Linked DNA regions of Homo sapiens: region 2 is linked to region 1. The links are chromatin loops, found by intact Hi-C in ENCODE. Cell type or tissue: endothelial cell of umbilical vein. All regions are shown on one strand.

Region 1 (8,000 bases):
ATGCTTAAGGATTCAGGAGAATATTATCTTGCTGGTGCTGGGATCCTTTTGGAACATCTAATTGTTAAAGTGCAGTGGCATATGTCAAAACCACAGGTGTCAGAATGTGATGAATGAGCTTTGTTTTTATGAAGTGACACTACAGTAAAATGAACTATATTTTATGAGGAAATGAAAGTATATGTAATGGGTGTCATTTTGGATGGAAATTCTCTGTTAATCCAATTAGCTGTTTAAGATAAAAGGATACACTTTAGTCTCCCCAGATCATGTGCAGTTCCTCTAAATTCTAGGAAGAAACACCAGAGCCCTTCAACCAGAATCAGTAAGTAGAAGCTTTTAGAGACATATCCTAGCAATTGTTTAGTGGTTGCTTGGAAGAATGCAATATCTAATTTAGATGTGATTTTCCTTGCCTTAAGGATGAAGCAGTGAGATTAAAGGAGTTGTGGAGTAGAGGAGTAAATGAGGATCTCTGTGTGTGGGTTGGATTTAGAGGAAAATCTGTTTGAAACTGATTTTTCCATCTGTGACCTCTCCCAGGGATTTTGGAGCAACAAACTTGAATTTGTAACTTTAATAATGCTTTTATTTATCTTGGAATTGACTGTATAAAGTATGTGCATTTTATTCATTTTAGATATTAAAGAACCTCACGTGCAGATTTTTCATGGTTACATAGGAATTAAAGAGAACAGCAAGGATTCAAATCTAAGTCTTGTCTCCAAAGATAGGGTCGACTTCTTTCATACTGTCTTCTCCTATGAGAACTGAAAACGAAGTGATATAAGCCCCTTGTATCCCTGGTTTAATTTAAGCGGTTTTCACCTGCTTCTCCTCATGGTGAATTTAGTGATTAAAAAAATTCTTAAAAAAGCTCTGAGCTCACCTTAAGGATTATTAAAAAGGGGAGAAACTTGTGCAACAGTGTCCAACTCATTTGTCAGTCATTTGTGGTCACTCTATAAGGCTCTTACTGGGAATGTCTTTGTCTGGCAATAGCTAAAACAAAAATATTTCTAGATCCAGAGATTAAGAAATACACTTAATAACTCATCCTAAATGAGAAGTCAAGAAGTGATAGAAACTAAGAAAATCAGAAGTATTAGATGTAATTACAGAAATGCTGTCAGAAATGTATTGTCTTAAGGTTCATTAAACTTTGGAATTAGAAAGAATTCACTGGACAATTGAGCTTTGAGGATTTCTCAGTGCTTTGAAAAAGGAAAGGACTGTTTCCTTCACAATTGAGGGGCAAAAAGGAGAGGGGGAAGCTTGTTTGGTATGAAGTGGCTCACTGGAAAGAGAACATCCTCAAGTTTAACTTGGAGAGGCTTAACCCTAGTCAATAAATAGACTTCAGATAGTATTTAGAAAGGAATGAGTGGGAACATAGAAGAGTAGTGATTGGTGTTTGTATGGTTTTCATGGAGAAAAACCATGGAGAGTACATTTTCATGACAGCAGTGAACTTACATGTATTCAAAGATGAATTTCCTTATGCTTACATAATGAAAGACTGAAATACAGTCGTATTTCCCCATGTTTTATTTCTATAATTATGAGTCCAGGGAAACAAAGGGCCTAGTTAAAAAAAAAAATTGAGAGAATAGTGGAGAGTAAGGAGCAGGGTGTAATGGCTGAAGATGGCTTTTATCACAGATCTTGGGAGTTAACTTTTCATTTTTAGATGCAAAGTTTTAAGGTTAATTAATATTTTGTTTCTACCAAAGAGTAATGTGGAAGAAACAGAAAATATTTGGTTAAAGATGGTGGTCGCTGTGGATAAAAAGAAAGAATGTTAAGAACCAAGCAAACATTTTCTAAAATTTTTCTTTAAAAGTTTAGAAACATCTAAAATTATTTCCCATTTACCTGAAGGAGGATTATCAGGATGCCTGTAATCCTAGGATGGTGCTGAGTTCTTTTGATAATAACATATTTAATTCCACTTAAGACAACCTACTTTTCAGCTTCTCTAAATTTAAGTGAAAGCAGCTATTCTGGCTTTCCTTTAACTGACAAGGACTCTCTCACACCTTGTGCAGACTTGGGAAGTGGGGAAGATCTCATTATAGGAATAAGTGGCACCCACGTAGGAAAAAGAGGGAAAAAGAGAGCTAGCGCTGACTAGTTTTACCCCACACCATCCCATGATTCTCTTGTTCATTTTAAGGCGAACTAGTAAAATTTTAGAGGCATAAGCTCACATAGGAAATGATCGCTATCTCCAATAACACCCAGAGAGTAAAAGAGATGAATGTTATTGCCTGTCCCCATGAAATGTTAATGGGCCCTTGCAGGTTTTAAGAGTCCTAAGAGCCTGGAGGAAAGACATTAGTGCTGAGCTCCCTAAAGGAGAAAGTTACATTAGGAAGCCACAGCAGAGACACTCACAACAGCTATTGATTCAGTGATTTCAAAAACATTCCACCCTGAGTCTTCACAGCTTCCTTAGGAGTAGGTAATGTTTTCATTTCATAAAGGAAAACACTGAGCTTCACGCTAATAAGCAGTGACAAATCTAGAATGCAAACTCAGATCTGCCAGGCTCCAAAGCTCCTGTTTTCAGTTTTACTATAACTAAAGCATGTTCTCTCTATTGTTCCTGTTTCAATACAATACTTAGTTGGCAATTGGAGGCCAATTAATTATTCCATCACTGTGTTGGGCAGAATTTTTCACTGCACTGAATTTTTTCTACCTTTTGGAATGTTATTTGCAGGTTTCATTCCGAGTGACTATTCCAGGTCCTTTTTTGGACCTCTCCCAAGTGTTCTTACTAATATCCTATATAAGGCCCCATGATAACATTTTTTGTTTTTAATCCTATATTGCAATTGTTCTTTGTAATTGCAATTGTCCCTATGAGACAGTGAGCTTGTTAAAGGCAAACCTCATGCAGTGTTTAAAAATATGTTCTGAAGTACACCTTTTGCCAAAGTTGATTTGAAATTCTTTTTGAACCATATTTATTAGTATAAAGATCACATAAAGGAGAATTATGATGTGGCCTGTAGTGCTAGGATTTGGGTGAATTAATAGAGTAAAATTCTTAGATGAGTAGCTGGAACATAATAAGTACCTGATAATTGTTAGTTATTATTATTACAACTTTCTGATGATTGGCTTATTTTATTAGGTTCCCCCAGTAATGTGAAGAACACAAAATGGGAACCAGAAGTTCTTTAATATCCCAGGTTTGGGACAGACCTTTTAACATTTCCTACCTGTGCGGCCTTGAAATTTGTTGCGATAAGCCTCAGTATTTGAAAGGGAGTCGCTGTGATAAACCAAATTAGTTGTGATAAGCCTCATCTTTGAAAGGGAATAGCAATAATATTTCAGGATTGTTTCCAAATATGATAATTAAAAATACATAACAATTGTTCAACACACAGTAGGCTGTTGTTATATGATTACCAGTGGAGACAGCAGTTTTACATTGGCCTCTATATTGTCCTTTGTGGCTAATTGCATACATATTGAAACAAATTTGAGCCACACAGACAATTATCAGGTCTCCTCTCTTCGATCCTAAACGTCTCTCTAGTCCTCTGTATAACAGAATTAATGCAGTCTCTTCACAGAATGTCCTACCATCAGTTAACTGTGAATGTGTAAAACAGAATTCGATATTTTCACCCTTGCTACTTAAATGCTGTTGTCACTGTTGGTGGCACCAGTATTACCCTGGGTTAGCCAGGGAACTGCTTTCTTTTTTTTTTTTTTTTTTTTTTTTTTTTTGAGATGGAGTTTCACTCTCGTTTCCCAGGCTGGAGTGCAGTGGCGTGATCTTGGCTCAACGCAACCTCCACCTCCCAGATTCAAGTGATTCTCCTGCCTCAGCCTCCCGAGTAGCTGGAATTGCAGATGTGCACCACCACACCCAGTGTATTTGTAAAATACAAATTTGTATTTGTAAAAATACAAAAAAAAAATTTGTGTTTTTAGTAGAGACGGGTTTTCACCATGCTGGCCAGGCTGGTCTCAAACTCCTGACCTCAGGGGATCCACTCGCCTCAGGCTCCCAAAGTTCTGGGATTACAGGCATGAGCCACCGTGCCCAGCCCACTGCTTTCTTTATACAGTGACCGAACAGGCTGCCGCCGTCTAGCTGTGGCTTCTGTGGTCACTGTTGGCAGGGCAACAACTTGTTGCTCTGTTCCTCTGCTTCCTGAAATATGTGATAACTTTTTTTCCTGAATAAATCTATTCAACTTGATTAGGATTGTTTAGAATCAAGCCTCACCGTTGCTGAGAATTGCAGCTAACTGAGAATTTTTAGGACATTTTGGGGTACACTTTGTAAGTTACTACTCCTATTTCATGTACTCACTCATTAACTCATTAAATAACTCCATAGAGAAAAATAAAAGTATTTGCTTTCTTCTGTGATTTCGGAAAAAAAAAAGATTTGTATTATTTCAATGAAACTTACTACATCTATGTAGAAAGGATGTGTTCAAACTTTTTTCCATTTTAAAATTTGCGCAAAACAATAAGCAATGTGGTGTCCCTTTTGTTAACACTGCAAAACCCTATATTGCTTTATAGGAAATGGGAAAATAAGGCTTTAAATTTTAAGCACTTGGGCTAATTTATGCCCTAAAAACACTGAACATTAGATAGAAAATTAGTCAGTTTGGGGAAAAAGTGGGGAAGTGGGAAACAGGAAAAAAAGACACATATGTTGCTAGGGAAAATTATAATTCACAGTTTCATTTTTTTCTGATGTTCCAGTAATTTAATATTGGTGCTCTAAAGATATGGCCATGTTATCTAATTGTCAGTGGAATAATGTGATTTTCTGGCACCAAATTCTGTATTCCACAAGAGTAACTGCTAATAAAATTAAAAGAGTTTGTTCAATATTAGAGATTCTGGTCTTTTGGCATGGAAATTAAAGAAAAGCATTCAACCACATAACTTTTTATGCCTAGTATTTATCTAATTTCTACATTGGAAATTGGCAAAGAAACATTCTTTCCCAAATATGTATTTATATGAAAATCTGTCTAAATGCCTATGTAATGAAATTTGTACATGATGTTACTCAGAGGAAAGAAAATTCTGAGGACAAAAATAATTGCAATGGTTTTGTAGTTTTGATTACACAAAAAACACTTCAAATAAAAATAGACAAATCCAAATAAATCAAATAATTATTCCACCTCCTCATTTTACAATTTTGAAAGAGACTGAAATTGACCTATATTCTATTTTTTCTGCGTCTTGCCTTTCTCTTTTTTCTCCTTTCATTCTTTTTGCTTATAAAAAGCTTCAAATAGAAACTGAAACTTAATTTTGTTTACTGTGTATATTTAATAAATATAATCAGTAACTTAAAAATAAATTTTATTGAAGTATAAAGTTTACATACAATAAAATGCATCCATTTTTAAGTCTGTATTTTGATGGGGTTTGACAAACATACGCACCCATGAAACCATCACCACAATTAAGATATAGAACATTTCCATCACCCTTAAAAAGTTTCCTTGTGCCTTTCCCCAGGTAATTTATCCCTCCTCCAGGTCCAGGCAATCCCTGCTCTGCTTTCTATCACATAGATGATAATTTTCTTTTCTAGAGTTACATAAAAATGGAATCATCCTTTATGTAATCTTTTGTTTCTTGGCATCCTTCATTCATTATAATGTTTTTGAGATTCATCTATGATGTGGTATCAATAGTTTATTCCTGTTTTGTTACTTGGTAGTATTCCTTTGTATGACTGTATTTTTGATTATTTATTCACCTGTTTATGGACAACTGGGTTATGTCCAGTGTGGGGCTACTCTGAATAACACTGTTATGAACATTCATTTACAAGTCTTTGTGTGGAAATATGTTTTTATTCTTCTTAAGTGGAGTTATTGGGATATATTGTAAGTATATTCTAAACTTTGTCAGCAACTGTATTTTCTGGATACAAGTCCTTTGTTACATATTGCAAATTTTTTTTCGTGTCTGTGGCTTGCATTTTTATTTTCTTAATGTAGTCCATCAAAGAGTAGAAGTTATAAGATTTTTATAAAGTACAATTTTATCAATTTTTCTTTTATAATTTGTACTTTTTTATGTTCTATTTAAGAAATCTTTACCTATCCAGAGATTGCAAATATTACTTACTTTGTTTTCTGCTAGAATAGCACTGTCCAATGGAAGCTTATCCAGTGGAATTTTGATTGGGATTGTAATAAATATATTGGTCATTTTAAGGAGAATTGACATTTTAAAAATATTTAGTCTTTCCTTCCCTGAGCATATCTCTTTATTTACTTATCTCTCCATTTTATTTTTCTCAGAAACGTTTTATAATTTTCATTGTATAGGTTTGTGCACATTATTTAACAAAATTTATCTGTAAATCATGTTTGTGGATGCCATTATAAATGCCATGTTTTAGACATCGTTTTCCATTTGTTCTTTGCTAGTTTATCAAAATACTGTTGATCTTTTGTATATTGACTTTTATCCTTGGACCTTGCTAATAAATGCACTTGTTATTACTAGTTCAAGTAGCTTTTTGTAGAATTTCAAAGAATCAGATAGATATTAGTTATATAAATTTTCTACATTTCCCCCATTTTCTCTTTCATTACTTTCAGCTCTTACATTTATTGCTTTACTCTCTGACTTACTTTGGATTTAATTTGCTCTTTTATTCTAGCTGCTTAAGGTAGATATTGTTTAATTGAATTTCTTTAGATCTTTCTTATTTTAAGAAATAAGAAAATCAATTTTACTGTAAGCATCATTTTAGTGAAATTTTAAAATCTTGATATACTGCTTTTTTATTTTCATGAAGCTCAAAATATTTTCTAATTCCTCTTGTGATTCCTTCTTTGACAGATGGTGCCTTAGTCAGTTTCCTGTTGCTTATAACAGAATATGTGAAACTGGGAAATTTATAAAGAAAAAGAATTTATTTCTCATAGTGGAGGCTGGAAAGTCCAAGGTTGAGGGGCACGTCTGGTGAGGGCATTCTTTCTGGTGGGACCTGTGCACAGACCCGAGGCGGTACAGGGTATCACATGGCAAGAGGGCTGAGAGTGCTAACGTGGTTGCTCAGGTTTTTATTTTTCTCCCTATGAAGCCACCAGTACTCCCATGTAGCCCATTAATTCATTAACTTGTTAATTCTTTAGTCCATGAATAGATTAATCCATTCATGAGAGCAGAGCCTTCATCATCCAGTCACCTCTTAAAGTCCCCACCTTTCAAAGCTGCCACATTGGGCATTAAGTTCCCAATACATGATATTTGAGGGACACATACCAACCATAACAGATGGTTATTTAAAACTGTGATATTTGATTTTCACATATTTGGATATGTTTTAGATGTCCTTGTGTTATTGATTTCTAATTTAATTTTGTTGTCAGAAAACAAACTCTATCAATTCTTTTAAATTTAATGAGACATTTTATGAAGCAGAAAATGGTCTGCCTTGGAAATACATCATTTGCACTTGAAAATAATGGGTATTCTGCTGTCATCAGATTGAGAGTTCTATAAATAAAGCCATATTGGCTAATAGTATTGTTCATACTTTCTCCATTCTTAATAATCTTGTATCTACTTGTTCTCTCAGTTCCTGAGACAGGAGTATACAGATCTCCTGTAATTGTGGATTTGTGTTTCCTTTTAATTCTGTCAGTTTTTTGCTTCCTGCATTTTTTAGCTCTCTTACAGTATGCACACACATTTAGGAATGTTATGTCTTCTTGATGAATTGACCTATTTTCATTATAAATGCCCCCTTTTTATCCCTGATAAAGTCCTTCTTCTGGAGTATACTATCTGACATTAATATAGACACCTCAGCATTCTTTTGAAAAGCGTTTGCATAGTAATAGTTTTTTTCATCCTTTGACTTTATCTTATCTGTATCTTTATATCCAGAATATATTTCTTGTAGGCAGTCATTGGATCTTTCTTTTAATCCAGTCTGGTAATTTCTGTTTTTACTTGGAGTATTTAGATCAGGAGTC
Region 2 (8,000 bases), 250 kb before region 1:
TTACTCAGCTTGAACAAGCAACTATCATCCCATGACTGCCTTGTTTTAATCTAATTCCACTCTCCACTCCTTATCCCCACTTCCAGCCTCTACTCTGATTATTTCAAAGCAAATCCCATAAAAATATCATTTTATCTGTACATTTAATCATTATACACACATTTAGAAGGATCTGTTAATGAATTTCCTCATATTCATGTTGGCTTCCGGCACATTTTGGCTACTCCATAATCTTTCTGGTATTTATTGTCTTTTCTTTACCTTATGTGGAATTTTGTACTGAAGGAAAAACATAACAACTAAATATAGAAAACACTAAGCTGGCTAGCCTTGTTTAATTTTCCTATTACTTCAATTCATATTTTAGAAAACAGCTTACAAAGTGGAACTATATGAGATTGCAAGTAGAGTTAAAACAATATTTATATTTTTATTTATCGGGAGAAAGGGGAGCTCTTAACCGCAGGGGAAATATGAATAAAAATATCCAAGTTCTACTCCCTTTTATTTTAGGAACATATTAAATAATGTTGAGGTAAGACATATCATTCAGTTGTAGAAGGAACATAGAGACCTTCTGGGATTAGGGAATATTCTGAGGGAGAATTTCTCAGAATAATAATTAGGGGAAACCAGAATTTTAACTGAGAAATAAGATATTGATGAAGATGGAAGTCTGATCAGAAAATATGAGGCCATAAAAATGTGATTTCACATGAAATATTTCTTATGGGAATGAAAATGTCTTTTTTTCATATGAGTCTGTATACAGTGATTATAAATGACTTTTCTCAATATATTAAATATATTAACAAAAGTGCACATTATTAAGGTGGTTGGGCTGGAGAATTACCTTATTGTAAAATTACATAATGTTATCAAATAGTTGTTTCTGTCTTTCTGCCACTTTTAACTACCAAGAACCACAGCTAATTTGTCCATGCAATGGACCTGAATCACAATGCTTTGTTCTTAAAGATATGACTTGAAATATTTGAGGGAACAAGTAAAATCAATTTTTCAAATCCAATTTGGCATTTGAAAATACATTAAGCTGAAACTCTCTGTTATGCCACTTTTCCCCAAAGCAGAAAGGTTCTATGTAGCCATTCCATTCACAGAGTCCTAAGAATTTTTAGCTGGATAGAATATATGAAGTGATCTAATTTAGCTCCGTGTTTGAACCCTGATGTCTCTGGATTAAATGTATTGCTAAAGGCCACACATCTAAAAAGCAACAGTTTGGAGACAAGAAGCTGACTTTCCTGCCTCCCAGGTTTGTGTCCCTGCTCTCTCTCATTACAAAAGATGAGGTTTTTGTTGCAAGTGACACATGAAGAAAATTATTTGATTCTGTTTACTGTGATTGTGTAGAAATTTGTACTTTGATACTATGACTTTGAATATAAGTTGTTTCAAGGAGTTATATGACTTTTAAGGTCCCCTTAAGCTCTAAGAGGATGATGATGTATTTGTAATAGCAGGTAGTAACTTGCATTTCTTAAATTGAATAAGAAACTTCAAAAAGATTAAATAGAGAGAAAGGAAATTGGAACTCTGCGTCTGGTCTCTGTTGCTGTTGCTGTTGATGGGGCTGGCAGTATGTTTATAGCTGTGCTGAGCAAGAATACTTGCAGCAATCTTCCCATAAGTCACCTGTTTCTCTGAAGACTCCTTCCAACTCCTCACCTTAATTAGAACTGGCTCTATCCTGAATATACCATCCCTTGCCACCAACTCTTTAGACCTTGGGGCTGAGAGTGGGGTGGTGTCCTTTTCACTCCTTATTACTATTTTTAGATCATTTCTCCTTCATCCTCAGACCACATGTCTGGCTCCCAGTTGCACATTATAGGTTACAGAGACAACAAACTCAACTGCTTCTGATTCCCATCCTCAACCATCCCACTGTCAAATCTACTCCCTGCTCTTACTGTTTCAGTGAAAGGCACCCCAAGTTTGCAACTGCCTGAGACAGACATCTGAGAATGATACACGACACCACCCTGACTTAACTGCATTCCATTTAACTCAAATTCTATTGATTTTAATAGTTAAATATATCTAAAATTGTTTTTTGTTCTGCAAACCTGTTGGCTCACATTAATTCTAGTCAACATCACCTCTCCTGAACTGTGGCCACATCTTCCGGAGTATTCCCTTCACCATTGGACTTGGCGCCTTCCAATCTGTTCACTTGCTTGGTGACAACCATGTGTGCAAGGTTTTTTTTTTTTTTAATTTAGCATCCGTATTACTATATTACTTTCATAAAAGAAATTGAACTCCAGGAAAACCAAAAAGCTTGCTCACACTGACACAACTCTTAAGTGTTAGAGCCAGATATTCTGGTTCCACACCAGGATTTTGTCATCTTCCAGATGCCCCTTCTAAGGTCTAGAGAAATGTGCACCCCAAAAGAATGAACAGTGCAGAATTGAGGCCCCAACCAAAGGATAAAAATGATAGACGGCTACCAGCTTTTAAACCCTAACTGTAACATAATGTTCAGTGGCTTGAAGGCAAAATTCTGAGTCATAATAATGGCATTTAGATGCCATCAGTCCAGAGTGTTGTGACCTTTTGAGAACCATAACTTCATTGTGTATAACTTGTTTCTACTTTCCAATATCTCATTTTATTATCATTGTAAAACATGCTTGTTTTTTAGGGATTTTACTTTTCACATTGCCATCAATAAAAAACCAAGTGATTCTTTGATCAGAGTTAGAACAGCCAGTTGCTCATGAAGCCAAATAAGTTACAGTCAGTAAAAGAGTATAGTAAATATTCTTAACTATTTTTAAGTACCCTTTACACACTTGGAATTGTTTCACAATATGCCAGAACATTAAGCAAAGTAAAAATGAGTATGTTGGCCCATATAAAGGGACCTGTCTGTCTTTGTAAGTCCAGAGGACTACTGATTAAATTTTAAGGTAGTGACAAGTAACCTCAAGTTTCACCTGATTTAAGCAGAAGAGAATAAAAAAAACAATGAAGTAATTTGAAGGGAATTCTGAGATTTGCAGGTTTTTTTGGGGAGGAATTTACTGAGATGACTTCAAAGGACAGGGAATATAGAAACCAGTTTTCACTTGTCCAGGCTTTTATTCATGCTGAGTAACTCATGCGCATGGCAACTTAATCTGTGTTGAGTCTTTCTTCTATTGAAATATGTTGTCATTTTGGCCTGCATTTAATTCCCCTCCTTTAAAAATTAAAAAATGTTTGGGCTCAGTATTGTATCTCTATGGGAGATTGGCAATTTAATAAAGCAGAAGACTATTATGATAAAGCTACAACAAAAGTTCTGCTGACTAAAATTTAAATAAGTGGGTAAAGAGTTGAAGGGCCTTCAGACAGCTCATGGATGGTAATAGCCTAGGTTGAGCCTAATTTGGGTTGCTAGTCATGTCAATGATGAAGAATATGAGGTTAGAAAATCATATTGGAAACCCATCTTTGATAAAATGTGGCATATTTCCATTCCTGTAATCCATTTCATATATTTAGTGCCTAGAGTACATGATTTCTCAAGTGTTTTATGGACACTTGTGGGTATTTTTCTAGAAACAAAATGTAAAATGTTGGTGGTTAGTATTATAGGAATTTTACATGAACCCCTCCAATCTCACCATCCCTGAATTTGTATATTTCTTCTGACATGTTGGTTCACTATAATTCAAGACACAGCCTAAATATTGTCATAGGAGGAAACCTGGGATAACATACAGTGTATATGTTAACAACCCAGAGTGAATGAAACAAATTACGAAATTGCCTTTGGATGTTTATTATAGGTGGTACCTGTCTGTGTATCAAGAGAAAATGAGAGGGAACGTAATACTTTAAACGTATCATTATAGATATGAGGTAATTGGAGATACAGCTAAGTATCATGGACCAAATTTTAAAGTCATTAGTAGATACAATAGTTTAAAGAAGTGATTGTGACCAGGAAGATTGGAGAATTGTTTTGCTTAAATATAGTTTTCACTGAAGACTGGAAAATGCCCTTGCTGTTTAACTATACCCATTGCAAGTTAATTGGATTGCCCATTTCTTATCTTCATTTAAAAATATGATATATATTGGATATGTTGTTACTTAAAAATTTTATGTTAGACAAGAAAAGAGTACCTACCATGTTTTAAGACAGATTTTGATTACTTTAATGCTGAAATATACTAATATTTACATTAAAATCAACCAATATCTCAATAAACTAGGAATGGAGGGAATTTCCTCAACTTGATAAAGAACATCTGTAAAAAACTTATAGCTAACATCATACTTAATGATGAGAAACTAGATGCTTTCTCACTAAGATCAGGAATAAGGCAAGGATGTCTCCTCTCACTACCCCTATTCAATATCATACTGTAAGTCCTAGATAATGTAAAAAGACATGAAAAGTAAATCAAAGGTATACCAACTGGAAGGGAAGAAATAAAATTGTTTTCAGATGACATGATTGTCTATGTGGAAAATCCCAAGGAATCAACAAAAAAATCCTAATACTAATAAGCAACCTTACTCATAGCAAAGTTGCAGGATATAAGGTTAATAAAAAGTCAATTTTTTCCCTATATACCAGGAATGAATAATTGAAATTTAAAGTTAAAAATATAATACTATTCAGATTAGCTCCAAAAAGAAATAAACAGGTATAAATTTTACAGAATATGTCCAAAATCTATGTGAGGAAAAGTACAAAACTCTGATGAAAGAAATCAAAGAAAATCTAAATAAATGAAAAGATACTCCATATACAATGAAAGGAAGACTCAATATTAAGATGTCATTTCCTCCTAACTTCATCTATGGATTCAATGGAATCCTAATAAAATCTCAACAAGTTACTTTGTGGATGTTGACAAACTGATTCTAAAGTTTATTTGAAAAGTCAAAAGACCCAGAATAAAAACATATTGAAGGAGAAAAGCAAAGTCAGCAGGTCGACATAGCTGGACTTCAAAACTTACTATGAAGCTACAGTATTCAAAACAGTGTGGTACTGGTGAAAGAACAGGCAAATAGACCAATGGAATGGAACAGGGAGCCCAGAAATAGACTCACATGAATGTAGTCAACTGATCTTTGACGAAGGACAAAGGCAATTCAATAGAAAAAAACCCAATCTTTTCAACAAATGCTACTGGAATAATTGAATACCCATGAGTAAAAAAAATAAAATAAAATGAAAAAGATTCCAAACACAGACCTTGCACCCTTCACAAAAATTAACTCAAAATGGATCATAGACGTACATGCAAAATGCAAAACTGTAGAACAGCTGGAAGATAACACAGGAGAAACTCTTAAGTGACTTTGACTTTTTTATATACAATACCAAAAACACTATTCATGAAAGAAAAATTGAGAAGTTGGACTTTATTAAAATTAAAAACTTCTGCTTTGTGAAAGACACTTTTAAGAGAAGGAAGAAACAGCCACTGACTGGGAAAAAAATTTCTGCCACCATATCTGATAAAGGGCTAGTATCCAAAATATACAAAGAACTCCTTTTAAAACTCAAAAATACAAAAGCAAATGACCCAACTAAAATATGAGCAAAAGATCTGAACAGACGCCTCACCAAAAAATAAACATACAGGAGATACTCAACATCATTTGTCATTTAGAGAACTGTACATTAAAACAATGAGATACCACTATACACATTATACATTTGTCAAAGCCCATAGAATGTGTAACACAAACAGTGACCCCTAATGTAAATTATGGGCTATCGTTAGTATTGCCGTATCAGTAGTGCATCAGTTGTAACAAATATACCACACTAATGCAAGATGTTAAAAATAGGTGAAAATATATGTGTGTATATGGGCAAAGGGAATAGACAGGAATTCTCAATATTCTGATCAGTTTTCTATAAACCTAAAGCCTAACATTATAAACAAAAAATATGTGAAATTGCTTTTCACTTGAATATACATTGTAGAAATATGCAATGTATTTTATATGCACCGTAGAACATTATGCATTATTTCTTGACCCTTTGAAAGTTTTTAATCTATGGAATGTATTGATTGATTTTCAGTTTTGACTGAAAATGGCAAAGTTAAGCCCTCACACAATGCAATAAATTCACAAAGGCAGTAGAGATTTGCTACTTAATTCAATCTTGCCTTTTTGTTTGATTCAGAGTCAAAATATAATTGTAAGTGATAGTCCCATTTAGTATAGTAAAGATAGGAGTTTAGTGTGATTATGACTGGTAGAGTAACATAACAATTTGAGTTCAGTTCTGGTTCAACTAAATTGCCATTTCAAATCAATTTTGTGGTTTTATTTTAATTACGTTTGACTCACCACATGCAGTTTTCACCATATGCACTTTGCAATAAACCAGGATAAATTCCAAAAGGCGCTAGCGCATCTCAGCTGTTACAGTTCAAGTTCAGTTGCAACTTAATACAATAGAAACCTTTCTTCCTTTCATAAAAGTTTCTCATGGCTGAATGCATTTTGCATAATTAGCCAACTGTTTGGAAATTTTCATGGGACTTTTTCATTTATTTTAATTAAATTTCAAAATCCAAATCATTATCAGCTTTCATGTGTCTTCATCATAAATTTTTCATAGTAATTCTTAGATTTATTTGATAATTTTCATTTTAAATCAAGATTCCCATAAGATATTTTTGGCAACCAAGTCAAAGCTGCCTAAGGAAATGTGAAAGTTAGAAGAGATTTTTATCTATAATCTCATGTTTTATTTCATTAATGATTAAAATTAATACATTTATATGACAGTTTAACATTGGGTTTTTCTTTTAATACTGGACACTAGGTCTTCTAGTTTCTACATAGTAAATATGATTATAGTGAGTTACACCTTTTTTGTTGTTGTCTGAAGACTGTCATAATATCTTTATCTTCATATTTATTCATCAGCTCATTCATCTACACTAAAAGAATCCTTAATGTCATATGTCATGGAAACTTTAAAAAACCTGAAAATTTCAGAATACATGACTCATAAAACATGTGAGAAAAAGAATCCTATATACAAGACAATGATCGTATAAAATGACATTGTTTTGGCAAATCTGGAACACAGATGAGAACTTTTGAATCAAAATTATTGACACTTTTTACATTACTTAATTTTATTTCACGTAAAAGTTGAAAGAGAATTAATAATGTGTTTAAAACTAAAAACTGAACATGCACAAATATACGGAAACTTCTGCTTTCACTGTAGATTCAATGCAAACTCAATCTTAGTGTATTTTAAAATTATGCAGAATCTTCCTAGATTTGAAAAATATCACTTTTTATTTGCACTTTGATATGAGCTAGTCTAATGATAAAAGCATACTATAAATTTTTAAGCATAAAATTGAATACATATGTATATATACTTTATATTAACACATACATGAATGCATCCTACTTTAAATGATGTTTTAATACAATTGTTAAAAGGATTGACAACTTTCAGGAATAATTATGCTTAAGATTTAAATTCAAAATACTAGACTTTACAATTACAATCTAAGCTTGAGTTAGAGATCCTCCACTGGGTGGCAGAAGCATACCAGGAATATTCACAAATAGACCCTGGCTCAGGGAATGTGTTGTCAGTGTGTGGATGTTACCTAGGAGAATATGCTGATGCCCCTAAGAAGGTCATGCACTGACCAGTTATTTCTTCAGCTGTGTCCATGTGTTGGCACTGAGCTACTATGTTCTCCCACCTGGTATCCCTTGTGGTGAACCAGGCACATTTGCCAGATGCCTGGTAGAGGGAGATACTCCAAGCTCTGGCTAACAGGGCTTTCTCTGTGAGAGGCTGAGGCACCTGCATGGGGGAAAAACAAAAAGCAAAACAAAACAAAAAACAAAAACTTAATGCCTGGACTTACTATTTCCCTGGTGAGTTCAAGAACCCAGACTCTCTTTGGCGGGGGAGGGGGGGGGTCCCTGTTTTGTTGATATTAATTACACCATATATAAATTCAAAGTGA

What was found. Hi-C counts contacts between places; a loop is a spot of excess contacts. Peaks named below come from ENCODE experiments on the same cell type or tissue, not always from the same donor. Only the 100,000 strongest peaks of a DNase experiment are listed, where the experiment ranks them.
Region 2: a loop joins it to region 1, with 5 times the contacts of the local background. A loop is called at or near these places in 9 of 110 quality-filtered maps.

Annotation. Positions count from the first base shown.
Region 1 is chr6:56,042,886-56,050,885 of GRCh38, reverse strand. No RefSeq gene overlaps it. Among named protein-coding and RNA genes, the nearest start is that of BMP5, 170 kb to the right of the region's middle. RefSeq lists a silencer at 4,001-4,295. In endothelial cell of umbilical vein, no CTCF peak of the experiment used is centred here; DNase peaks (open chromatin) are centred at 2,675, 4,155 and 6,955; H3K27ac peaks cover 2,789 bases.
Region 2 is chr6:56,292,345-56,300,344 of GRCh38, reverse strand. It overlaps a transcript of COL21A1 not described here. Among named protein-coding and RNA genes, the nearest start is that of COL21A1, 49 kb to the right of the region's middle. In endothelial cell of umbilical vein, a CTCF peak has its summit at 7,557 (motif pointing right); DNase peaks (open chromatin) are centred at 234 and 7,654; H3K27ac peaks cover 609 bases.